Regions from separate parts of the Homo sapiens genome. Here region 2 is linked to region 1. Evidence: read pairs that join two places in POLR2A ChIA-PET (ENCODE). Cell type or tissue: GM12878. All regions are shown on one strand. Links, peaks and the distances in the headings refer to the core of each region. The heading gives the core; the rest is flanking DNA. Region 1 has its middle 17 kb from the start of PTTG1. Region 2 overlaps PWWP2A (PWWP domain containing 2A).

Evidence for each region. Peaks named below come from ENCODE experiments on the same cell type or tissue, not always from the same donor. Only the 100,000 strongest peaks of a DNase experiment are listed, where the experiment ranks them.
Region 2: POLR2A ChIA-PET joins it to region 1 with 6 read pairs; 2 of 35 experiments call an interaction of 5 or more read pairs at or near these places.

The regions. Positions count from the first base shown.
Region 1 is chr5:160,436,010-160,441,393 of GRCh38, forward strand. No RefSeq gene overlaps it. Among named protein-coding and RNA genes, the nearest start is that of PTTG1, 17 kb to the left of the region's middle. RefSeq lists an enhancer at 867-926 and a silencer at 2,872-2,931. In GM12878, for the core only: CTCF peaks have their summits at 2,537 (motif pointing right) and 3,302 (motif pointing right); DNase peaks (open chromatin) are centred at 2,732 and 3,302; H3K4me3 peaks cover 1,972 bases; H3K27ac peaks cover 2,583 bases.
Region 2 is chr5:160,098,676-160,104,059 of GRCh38, forward strand. The region is part of intron 1 of PWWP2A (PWWP domain containing 2A); the gene reads right to left. Among named protein-coding and RNA genes, the nearest start is that of PWWP2A, 18 kb to the right of the region's middle. In GM12878, for the core only: no CTCF peak of the experiment used is centred there; no DNase peak of the experiment used is centred there.

The DNA.
Region 1 (5,384 bases), core at 315-5,314:
TTTCTTAGTGACAATGTCTAGGAGATGACCATGGGACTGGGTGGTTGAGGTAGATGGAAGACAAGCTCACTGGAGAATTGCCAAGGAATTCAGAGGACAGTAAGTTGGAAGGCATAGACAGAACAAAGGAGCAGTAGTAAAGAGAATGGCAGTGAGCTACGGACAAAATCTTTAAGGCGGGGTGGGGAGAAGGGAATGACACAGGTGTTTGCAATGAGATAAGCAATGGATGGGCCTATTTGATGATATAAGATTCCAAGCTGCAGTTTGAGGGTAGAGGGAGAGAGTGTGGTCTGGAGGCAACAGCGAGGATACAAGAGGACACTATCCCATCCCCCTACTGTCGTACTGGGGAATGGGGTGGAACAGGGGTCCCCTCTTCACTGATGCTGATGGGAAGGCCACATGAGGGTTGGTGACCAGGGAGGGATGGCAGCCAGGGGAGCCCCACTCTAGATGTGAAATATGATGTCTTTTAGGATACTGCTATTCATGACTCATTTACATATTTTAATAAAACACAATTGGGAGTATCACTTCTTGACACTGGGCTTCTTAGTCTAGGCGAAATTGAGTGAGAATTTTTAGAAAGTTCTTTTCCCTAGAAATGGAATAATAGGAATGAATAGTGATATGGTTTGGCTGTGTCCCTACCAGAATCTCATCTTGAATTGTAGTTCCCATAATCCCCACGTATGGTAGGAGGGGCCCGGTGGGAGGTAATTGAATCATGGGGGTGGTTACCTCCACGCTGTTCTCATGATAGTGAGTTCTCACAAGATCTGATGGTTTTATAAGGGGCTTTTCCCCACCTTCGCTCTGCACTTCTCCTTGCTGCCACCACGTGAAGAAGGATGTGTTTGCTTCCCCTTCCTTCATGATTGTAAATTTCCTGAGGTCTCCCCAGCCCTGCAGAACTGTGAGTCAATTAAACCTCTTTCGTTTATACATTAACCAGTTTTGGGTATTTCTCCATAGCAGTGTGAGAACAGACTAATACAAATAGTTTATGCTCCTTGGTCTTTATATAGAGGCATCTAGGATTAAAGCAGAGACCCTCTTTATTGCTTGAAGGATTCTGTTTTGGGACTCATCATTGCCCTGATGGCTGGCTGCATCCGGAACACAGAGGAAGAAAGAGTTGCCTTCAAGGACATGCCATTTCCAGGAAAAGAGCAAGAATGTAAAAAATAAAGAGGTTGAAATGAGTTTATGAAGTTACTAAGAACATTACAAGTGGAATGAACTCCCTGGAGATGTGACTCTCAGGAGGGCAGAGCCCTTTGTTCACTTGCCCTATGGACAGCATATTGTACATCAGTGCTTCCAAAAGGGTGCCTAGACATACCAGGGGTCCCCAAGACCTTTTAGGGGTACATGACATCAAATATATTTTAATAATAGTGCCAGGATGTTATTTGCCTTTTAAATTTCCATTCTTTCACAAGTGTACAGTGGAGTTTTCCAGAAGCTACTCCAAGTATGGTATTATAGCAGAGCAAATGAAGAAGTAGATGTGAGAAATCAGCTGTCTTAAGCCAGATAGTAGAGATTTTCAGAAATGTAAAACAATGTCATGTTAATTTTCTAAATGTGGGTGTTTTTTGGTTTAGGAAAATAGTTACTTTTTATAAAAATATATTAATTATGTTATAATTAATTGCTTTATTGTGATAATGTTTAAATAAATATATTTTAAATTCCTCAGCTTTAATTTCTAAAACTGTAAATATTGATAGGTATAATCCTTATAAACAAAAACTCTTTTTCATCCTTAATAATTTCTTTAAGAGTGTAAAGGAAGCCAGGCAAGGTGGCTTGCATCTATAATCCCAGTGCTTTGGGAGGCTGAAGTGGGAGGATTGCTTGAGCATAGTAAAACACCATCTCCACAAACAGCAACAACAAAACCCAGACTGTAAAGGAATCCTGAGACCAAACAGTTTGAGAACTGCATGTCTAGTGGATAAGCACCGAGGCTCTGGAGTTAGTATGCTTGGTTTGAAACCTGGCTTTGTGATCTTAGGCAAGTTACTTGACCAGAGACTTAATTTCCTTATCAGTAAACTAGGCTATGTCACAGTTATTGTGAGCAACAAATGAAATAATGCATTATTCATTATTTCATAAACGATCATTTCATGAATATTTCATCAAGTAATTTATTGAATACTGTATCTATGTATACAAAACCCTGTGGTTGCTGCTTTGAAGGATGTAAAATGACACAAGCCACAGCTCCCACTAGCAAGAGGTTTGCTGTCAAGGGTGAGATTTCTGGATTTGTAGTTAGCACCTTTGGGTTCAGTTCCCAGTTCCACCCTTGACCAGCTGATCTGACTTTCAGCATGCCACTTGCCGTTGGCTAAGGCCAGATCCTGAAGGCATCTTCGATGGTCCACAGAGCAGACAGTAAATTCCCACTTGCATCTTTGAAGCATCACTGCCTCCTGCCTCAGTTTAACAATTGGTTTTGTCCTTCCCTTTGAAAATGAACTGCACTACCTTTCCTCCCAAGCTAATGTAACCATGCCACTAGAGGGCACCTCCTGCCTTCTCAGTCAGTCGCAGCTTCCTCTAATTTGGAAATGATCTTTCAGCTGAGATGGGTGGTACGTTGGGGTTCGATGTCTTTAGGATTCCTCAGCTTGATGGATGTGGTAAGTTTTGTCCGAAAATCCTGATTGTTTTTTGCTTTTTCCTTTTTTCTTGTTTTTTTCTTTTACATCAGACCTCTTTTAATAAAACTGGGGTGGAGAGGTTGGTGGAAGGGAGGGCGCTGTTACCACCGCCACCTGACATTGATAAGTACTTACTGGCTGCCAGATCAGTGCTAAGTGCCTCACACGCATCGTCCTTTGGACTCTCAGAGAAACGCCATGGGGTGTGGGTATGCGTGAGCATTCATTATTGATGGTTGGAAACTTGGGCTCTGATTGGTTAAGTAACTTTTGCAACATCCAGCTAGAAGGCACACTTGGTACCACGAAGCGGTCTCCATAGAAGCTGGCCTCACCTGGCTGTTAAGTCAAGCAGGGAGCGGCGGGTCTTGCTGCTCTAGGACAGTAGTTCTCAGCCTTATCAGACATAAAAGCCCCTTTCTGTATGAAACATTTCGTAACACCTCCTGTACTACCCTGAAGTGATATCCACAGGCAGTGTGTGCCTATGCTTACATGTCCGCTTACATACAATGCAAAGGAAACCTTCTCCTTTTAGGAAAGTATGTCTTACAAGTATTAGGCTTGTCTATCTACACCAGAGGACAAAGGTGCCGGGCTAATTTCGAAACTGCCCACCAGGGGGCGGCATACCACATTCCCTGCTGCGATCAGCTCGCACAGACAGTCCCCCTCCGTGGTGGCTTTGGCTGTTTCCCCTTCAACTGGAATTGCCCCGTTAGACTCTTCCTGAGGTCCCCGGAGTGGCACAGGGGGTTGTGGTGGAGAGTGAAGCGAAGAAGTCACAGAGCGTGGAGCTGACCCTCATGTTAGTGTGATAGATTTCTAGTCACGTGTACCCACCATGAGTACAGTCAGATGCTTTAAAATTTTAGTTTCCTTACTGAGTGATTTGCTTACAAAGTGATTAGGAAGTAATATGTTTATTTTCATTGATACTGCTTTAAAAATTTTTTTATATTATAGTCAGTGAGCAGTATTCGTTTAATATTTTTCTTTAAATCAATTCAATTTTTCTTTAACATGAATACATATATTTAAACGGAAACTTTAATGTGTCAATGGAAAACTTGCATCATTTGACATAATCGGAGGGTAACCAAGACGAAAAGAAAAAAAGCAATGGTACTAAGTTCTTGCTGATACTGATGCGGTTTCCCACCAAGGATCCATTTTCTCTCTTAAAAGAGTTTCTTAAAGAAATATTTAAGGAAAGCTGTTAAAGATATATTAGCACTGAATTGAGATTATCCTTAAAGTAATCAGAGAGGCTAAAAGAGAAGTGAAAAGGGAATGGTTTTCTCATGATGTCGACCAACATTATTTTATTTTTATTTTTTAATTTCAATAGTTTTTGGGGAACAGGTGGTATTTGGTTACATGGATAAGCTCTTTAGTGGTGATTTCTGAGATTTCCGTGCGCCCATCACCAGAGCAGTGTACACTGTACCCAATGTCCCGTCTTTTGTCCCTCATCCCTCTCACCCTTTCCCCCGGAGTCCCTAAAGTCCATTATATCATTCTTATGCCTTTGCATCCTCATAGCTTAGCTCCCACTTAAAAGTGAGAACATACGATATTTGGTTTTCCATTCCTGAGTTACTTCACTTAGGATAATAGTTTCCAACTCCATCCGGGTTGCCGCGAATGCCATGATTTCATTCCTTTTTGTGGCTGAGTAGTATTCCACGGGGTATATATACCACGTTTTCTTTATCCACTCGTTGGTTGGTGGGCATTTAGGTTGGTTCCATATTTTTGTAATTGTGAATTGTGATGCTATAAACATGAGTGTGCGTGTGTCATTTTCATGTAATGACTTCTTTTCCTTTGGGTGGATACCCAGTAGTGGGATTGCTGGATCGAATAGCAGATCCAATTTTAAGATCAACACTATTTAAAGTTTTGTCTGTGTACCAGTAAAATCATCTCCTATATACCAGTGGACACAGTGTCTCCCCCTGTGGAGACAGTGGATGGCTTCCTGGGCTGGAGTCGAGGGACTGCTTGCTAGCTGTGTGTTCTGCACTGGTTGCTTGCCCTCCCTGAGCCTTGCTGTCCTCATCTATAAAATGAAGAGGTAGGAGGAGATAATCGCTGTAATTCTTTGGGATCTAATGGTCTAAGACTCTCTGAAGTACTGATTCTTATTGGAAGGAGATACAGTACTTAGCAGGACATCCTCCTTTTTGTGTGCCTACAGCCTTTGAAGGGGCACGGAAAGCTGCAGATTCTCCAAAATCCCAGCTGACACCCCCATCTCTTGAGAGGCAATTCAACCTCCAGGAAGAGCCAGCAGCTTAGACCCTGGAGTCCAAGAGACCTGGATTTAAATCATTGCTCTGCCTTCTACTAGTTTTGTAACTTTCAGCAGATCACTGAACCTCTTTGGCTTCAGCTCCCTTGTCTATAAATTAGGAACAATAATGCTATTTATCCTTATTTTGAAGATCAAATTATTATATGCATGGTAATTGCTTACCATAGTGTCTGGACCATAACTTAGCTGTTATTATGGTAATTCCTAAGGTTCTTCAAAAATGAAACAACTTTCCTGGAAGTAAGCCACTGGGGAAGTTATTTGGTTGCCCTGCCCCCAATATTTTAAACCCATGAGATGAAATGAATATCATGAGCACCCAAGAAAGGGAAGCCTTGTTTGAGAAAGGTGAGTGTGAATGTACAAGGCTGCCTACTCCCATG
Region 2 (5,384 bases), core at 205-5,204, 340 kb before region 1:
AAATGTTTGAGAACCACTAACCTATGAAACTATAAACTTAATAAGAATATAAAGTAGAAACAAAACTATGGTCCCTTAAAAACCCTAATTTCTCCTAGCCTGACCAACATGGTGAAACCCCGTCTCTACTAAAAATACAAAAATCAGCCAGGTGTGGTGGTGCACGCCTGTAATCCCAGTTACTCAGGAGGCCGAGGTTGCAGTGAGCTGAGATCACGCCACTGCACTCCAGCACTCCAGCCTGGGTGACAGGGCGAGACTCCACCTCAAAAAGAAAAACAAAACAAAACAAAACCCTAATTCTTCAAGTACAGTCTGTGAAAAAACACATCACAACTCCTCGGAGTGTTTGCAGTGGAAATTCCTAAGTCCTGCCCAAAACATAAATCATAAAACTTTCCTATAGTGGAACTGGAATCTGATATTTTAGCAAGCACCTTTGCTTTAGCTTTTTCTAAGGGAAGACATTTACGTCTCATGTGAATGCTCACCAAGATTTTATTGAACAAGTGTTTAGGTGAAAGGCTGAAAAGGCTGACTGGTATCCCTTGCTTTAAGTTTTCCAAAATAACTTTCTACAAATACTCCCAAGAGTTGAGTAATAAGATACCCTACCCAATTTGTGCAGCATAAAGGCATGTGTTAACGTATTAGTGACTCCTAACCCTTATCCACTTTCAGTCTTTAACCACTACCCAAAGATTCTAAACTAAAACGATTCAGGTATTACGGCTTAATTAAAAATACTGCAACTGTCTGCAAATCTGCAATTCCTTGAAAATAAAACTTTCTGTGAATCTGTAATACTATTCAAAAAGAAAATTTCTTTTTAATAGAGACGTGGTCTCCCTATGTCGCCCAGAGTAGTCTTGAACTCCTGGGCTCAAGCAATCGGCCTGCCTTCCATAGTGCTGGGATTAGAGGTGTGAGCCACCACAGTCGGCCCCAAAATTCTTTTAAAATAAATATCTTAATAATTTAGGAGTAAGTGCCAAAAAAAAAATTTTTTTTTTTTTTTTGGAAACAGAGTCTCACTCTGCTGCCCAGGCTAGAGCGCAGTGGCCTGATTTCAGCTCACTGCAACCTCCACCTCCCAGGTTCAAGCAATTCTCATGCCTTGGCCTCCCAAGTGGGTGTGTGCCACCACGCCCCGCTAATTTTTGTATTTTTAGTAGAGATGGAGTTTCGCCATGTTGGCCAGGCTGGTCTCAAACTCTTGGCCTCAACTGATCTGCCCTCCTTGGCCTCCCAAAGTATTAGGATTACAGGCGTGAGCCACTGCACCTGGCCAGTGCCAAAATTTTAAGGGGGAAGAACACTAGGGTTTAACAGTTACTTTGTGTTGCTGGGCACAGTGGCTCACGCCTGTAATCGCAGCACTTTGGGAGGCCAAGGCAGGCGGATCACCTGAGGTCAGGAGTTCGAGACCAGCCTGGCTAACATGGTGAAACCCCATCTCTACTAAAAATACAAAAATGAGCAAGGCATGGTGGCGCACACCTATAGTCCCAGCTACTGGGGAGGCTCAGGCAGGAGAACGGTTTAAGCCTGGGAGACGGTGGCTGCAGTGAGTCAAAATATCGCACCACTGCACGCACTCCAGCCTGGGAGACAGAGTGAGACTTCATTCTCAAAAAATAATAATAAAAATAAATAAATAAAAATTAGCTAGGCGTGGTGGCACATGCCTGTAGTCACAGCTACTTAGGAGGCTTGAGGTGGGAGGATTGCTTGAGCCATGATTGGACCAATGCACTCCAGCCTGGGTGACAGAGACCCTGTCTCAAAAACAAAACAAAAAAAGGCCAGGAGCAGGAATGGTGGCTCATGCCTATAATCCCTGCACTTTGGGAGGCCAAGACAGGAGGATAGCTTCAGGCCAGGAGTTCACGACCAGCCTGGTCAACATAGCCAGATGGTGTCTCTACAGAAAAAGGAAAAAGAAAAAAACAATAATATCCAGATTCATTTTATTTTGAGCCAATGATTTTAGAAACTACCTTGCCTTACAAACAGCAGCAAACTAAATCACGGAAGAGGTAAAACTGAAGCAAGCTTATTGTGGTTCATATTTCATCTCTTTGTGAGACTGGTTACGATGTCAAAGTTTAACCTGAGAAAAAATGAAATAGCTAAATGCAAAAGAAAATTTTACAAAAAGTTAAAAATGGAATTACGATACAATCCAGCAATCCCACTTCTGGGTACATATCCAAAAGAATTGAAAGCAGGATCTCAAAGAGATATTAGCCAAAAAGGTGGAAGGTGGAAGCAACCCAAGTGTCTACTGACATATGAAAGGACAAAGTATGAGCTAGACAGATAGAGATATATAGATATACAAATATATTATACAAAATAATAGTTTCAGTCTTAAAAAGGATGAAATCATAGGCTGGGTGTGGTGGCTCACACCTGTAATCCCAGCACTCTGGGAGCCTGAAGCAGGCAGACTGCTTGAGGCCAGGAGTTCAAGACCAGCCTGGCCAACATGGTGAAACCCTGTCTCTACTAAAAATACAAAAATTAGTGGGCATGGTGGTGCATGCCTGTAATCCCAGCTACTGGGGAAGCTGAGGCACAAAAATTGTGTGAACCCAGGAGGCAGAGGTTGCAGTGAGAAGAGATCACGCCACTGCACTCCAGCCAGGGTGATAGAGTGAGACTCTGTCTCAAAAAAAAAGGAAATCATGGCACATGCTACAACATGAATGAGTCTTGAAGACATTAAGTAAGCCAATCATAAAAAGATATTGTATGAATCCACTTACATGAAAAGTATCTAAAGTAGTCAAATTCACAGAAGCAGAAAGTAGAATGGTTGACAGCAGGTGGAGAAGCAGAAATGGGAAGCTGTTGTTTAAAAACTATTGAATTTTAGTTTTGCAAGATGAAAAACTTCCGGAGATCTGTTTCACAACAATGTGAATGTACTTAACACTATTGAACTGTATCCTTAATGGTTAAAATACATTTTGTTATTTTTTTTTTTACAATTTCAAAAAACTTTTAAAAATGTGCATCTAAGACAGGCATGCCCATAGTCCAAAGTATTTAGGAGGCTAAAACAGAAGCATCACTTGAGCCCGAGTTCGAGGCCATCCTGGGCAACATAGAAAGAACCAACTATTAAAAAAAAAAAAAAAAATGCGTGGCCGGCCACTGGGGCTCATGCCTGTAATCCCAGCACTTTGGGAGGCCAAGGCAGGTGATCACCTGAAGTCAGGAGTTCGAGACCAGCCTGGCCAACATGGCAAAATCCAGTCTCTACTAAACATACAAAAAGTAGCCGGGCGTGGTGGCATGCGCCTGTAATCCCAGCTACTTGGGAGACTGAGGCAGGAGAATCACTTGAATCCAGGAGGCAGAGGTTGCAGTGGGCCAAGATCACACCATTGCCCTCCAGCCTGGGCAATAAGAGTGAAACTTGGTGTCAAAAAAAAAAAAAAAAAATGCAGCCAGGTGTAATGGCTCACGCTTGTAACACTTTGGGAGGCCAGGCAGGTGGATCACCTGAGGTCAGGAGTTCAAGACCAGCCTGGCCAACATGCTGAAATCCCATCTCTACTAAAAATACAAAAAATTACCCAGGGGTGGTGACAGACACCTGTAATCCCAGCTACTTGGGAGGCTGAGGCAGGAGAATCACTTGAACCAAGGAGGCGAGTTTACAGATCATGCCACTGCACTCCAGCCTGGGCAACCAGGCGAGACTCCATCTCAAAAAAAAAAAAAAAAAAAAAAAATGCAGCCAGGCATGGTGGCTCAAGCCTATAATACTAGCTAATCAAGAGGCTGATCACTTGAGGCCAGGAGTTTAATTAAGTCCAGCCTGGGCAACACAGTGAGACCTGATCTCATAATTAAGTAAAAAATTAAAATATGAAACAATGAAAAAAATAAATGTATATCTAGCTAAATATAGAGGGGAAAGTTTTATGAGAAGCAGTACATTGGTAAAGAATTATTAGTGCAAGGGAAACAGTAATTACATAGCGGAGAAACAGGACAACACCCTAACTTGAGGGAGAATCAAAGTACACATTGCCAATGAGGGCACATGGCTATCATGGGCCTGCAGATGTGGTGTTCCGAGAACACAACATTGCCTGCATAACCTAAATCTCTCAGGAGTAAATATCAGGCAAATCCAAATTGAGGAACAGTCCTTATTACATAATTGCTACATAATTATATTGCAAGTAAATGTAATACATAATCATTTACTAGAGAATAAAAAACACATTGAAGGAAATTTTTATCGGAAAAATTGAAGAAATAATGAAACATGAGATACAAAGTAAAGTACTCTATCAATGTTTCTTTAATTTGAAAACTATACTGTGGCTATAGTTTTCCTTTGATCTTAGAAAAGAAATGCTCCAGCATAAGTAAAGGAGAATGATGTCTTCAACTCAGTCTCAAACAGTTCAGGAAACAAATTTATTTACATAGAGAATGACAAATTAAATGTGGCAAAATGTTACAAATGAGTGACTCTAGAAAGAGTTTCCAAGAATTCTCTGCTATGTTTCAAACTATCTAAAAATAAGAAGCTAAAAAAGTGTTTTTTAAAAGCATGAATTCAGTTTACTTAGTTCCACCAATACTTCTATGCAAAGAAAGCACACAAAAAAGAAAATCTATCCAACTTAAGTGGTAAATGCCAGCAAATTCACCTCAATTATCACTAAGCATAAGTCTATATGAAACACAGTGAGACCCCCATCTCTTAAAAATAAATAAAATGTTTAAAAAACAAGTATGCTAACTGGTCTGATAGTATAAAACAGTCTCAGCCCTAGGACACAGCTTCAGTAGGTGAGACCAGAATGTACCAGTCAATGCCAAATGAGGTTACAGTCTTCGGAAGGAAATAAATCACCGTGGATTAGTGATCAGGAAATGGGCTTTGCAGGGAATGGGACCTAGAAAGGCTCAAGCAGATTAAGTGAAGAGCAAAACAGGGAGTGGTAAATGGTGAAGACTAGTTATCCATTCTGAATATTATTAAGGATTCAGAGGCTTACATAAGCAATAAAATAAAGGTGATCCATCTGGCAGAAAAAGAGGAGGGCATGTTGGTGAGTGTGCCTGAGTGGAGAGGGCTGCCAGTTTAAGAGTATGATAGACGGAGAATAACCAGTCTCTTAATAAGAAGGCTGGCTGGGAGCAGTAGCTCATGCCTGTAATCTCAACACTCTGGGAGGCCGAGGTGGGTGGATCACTTGAGACCAGGAGTTCAAGACCAGCCTGGCCAACGTGGTGAAACCCCACCTCTACTACAAATACAAAAAAATTAGAAGGGCCTGGCGGTGTGCATCCATAATCCCATCTACTCAGGAGGCTGAGCCAGGGTAATGGCGTGAACCTGGGAGGCGGAG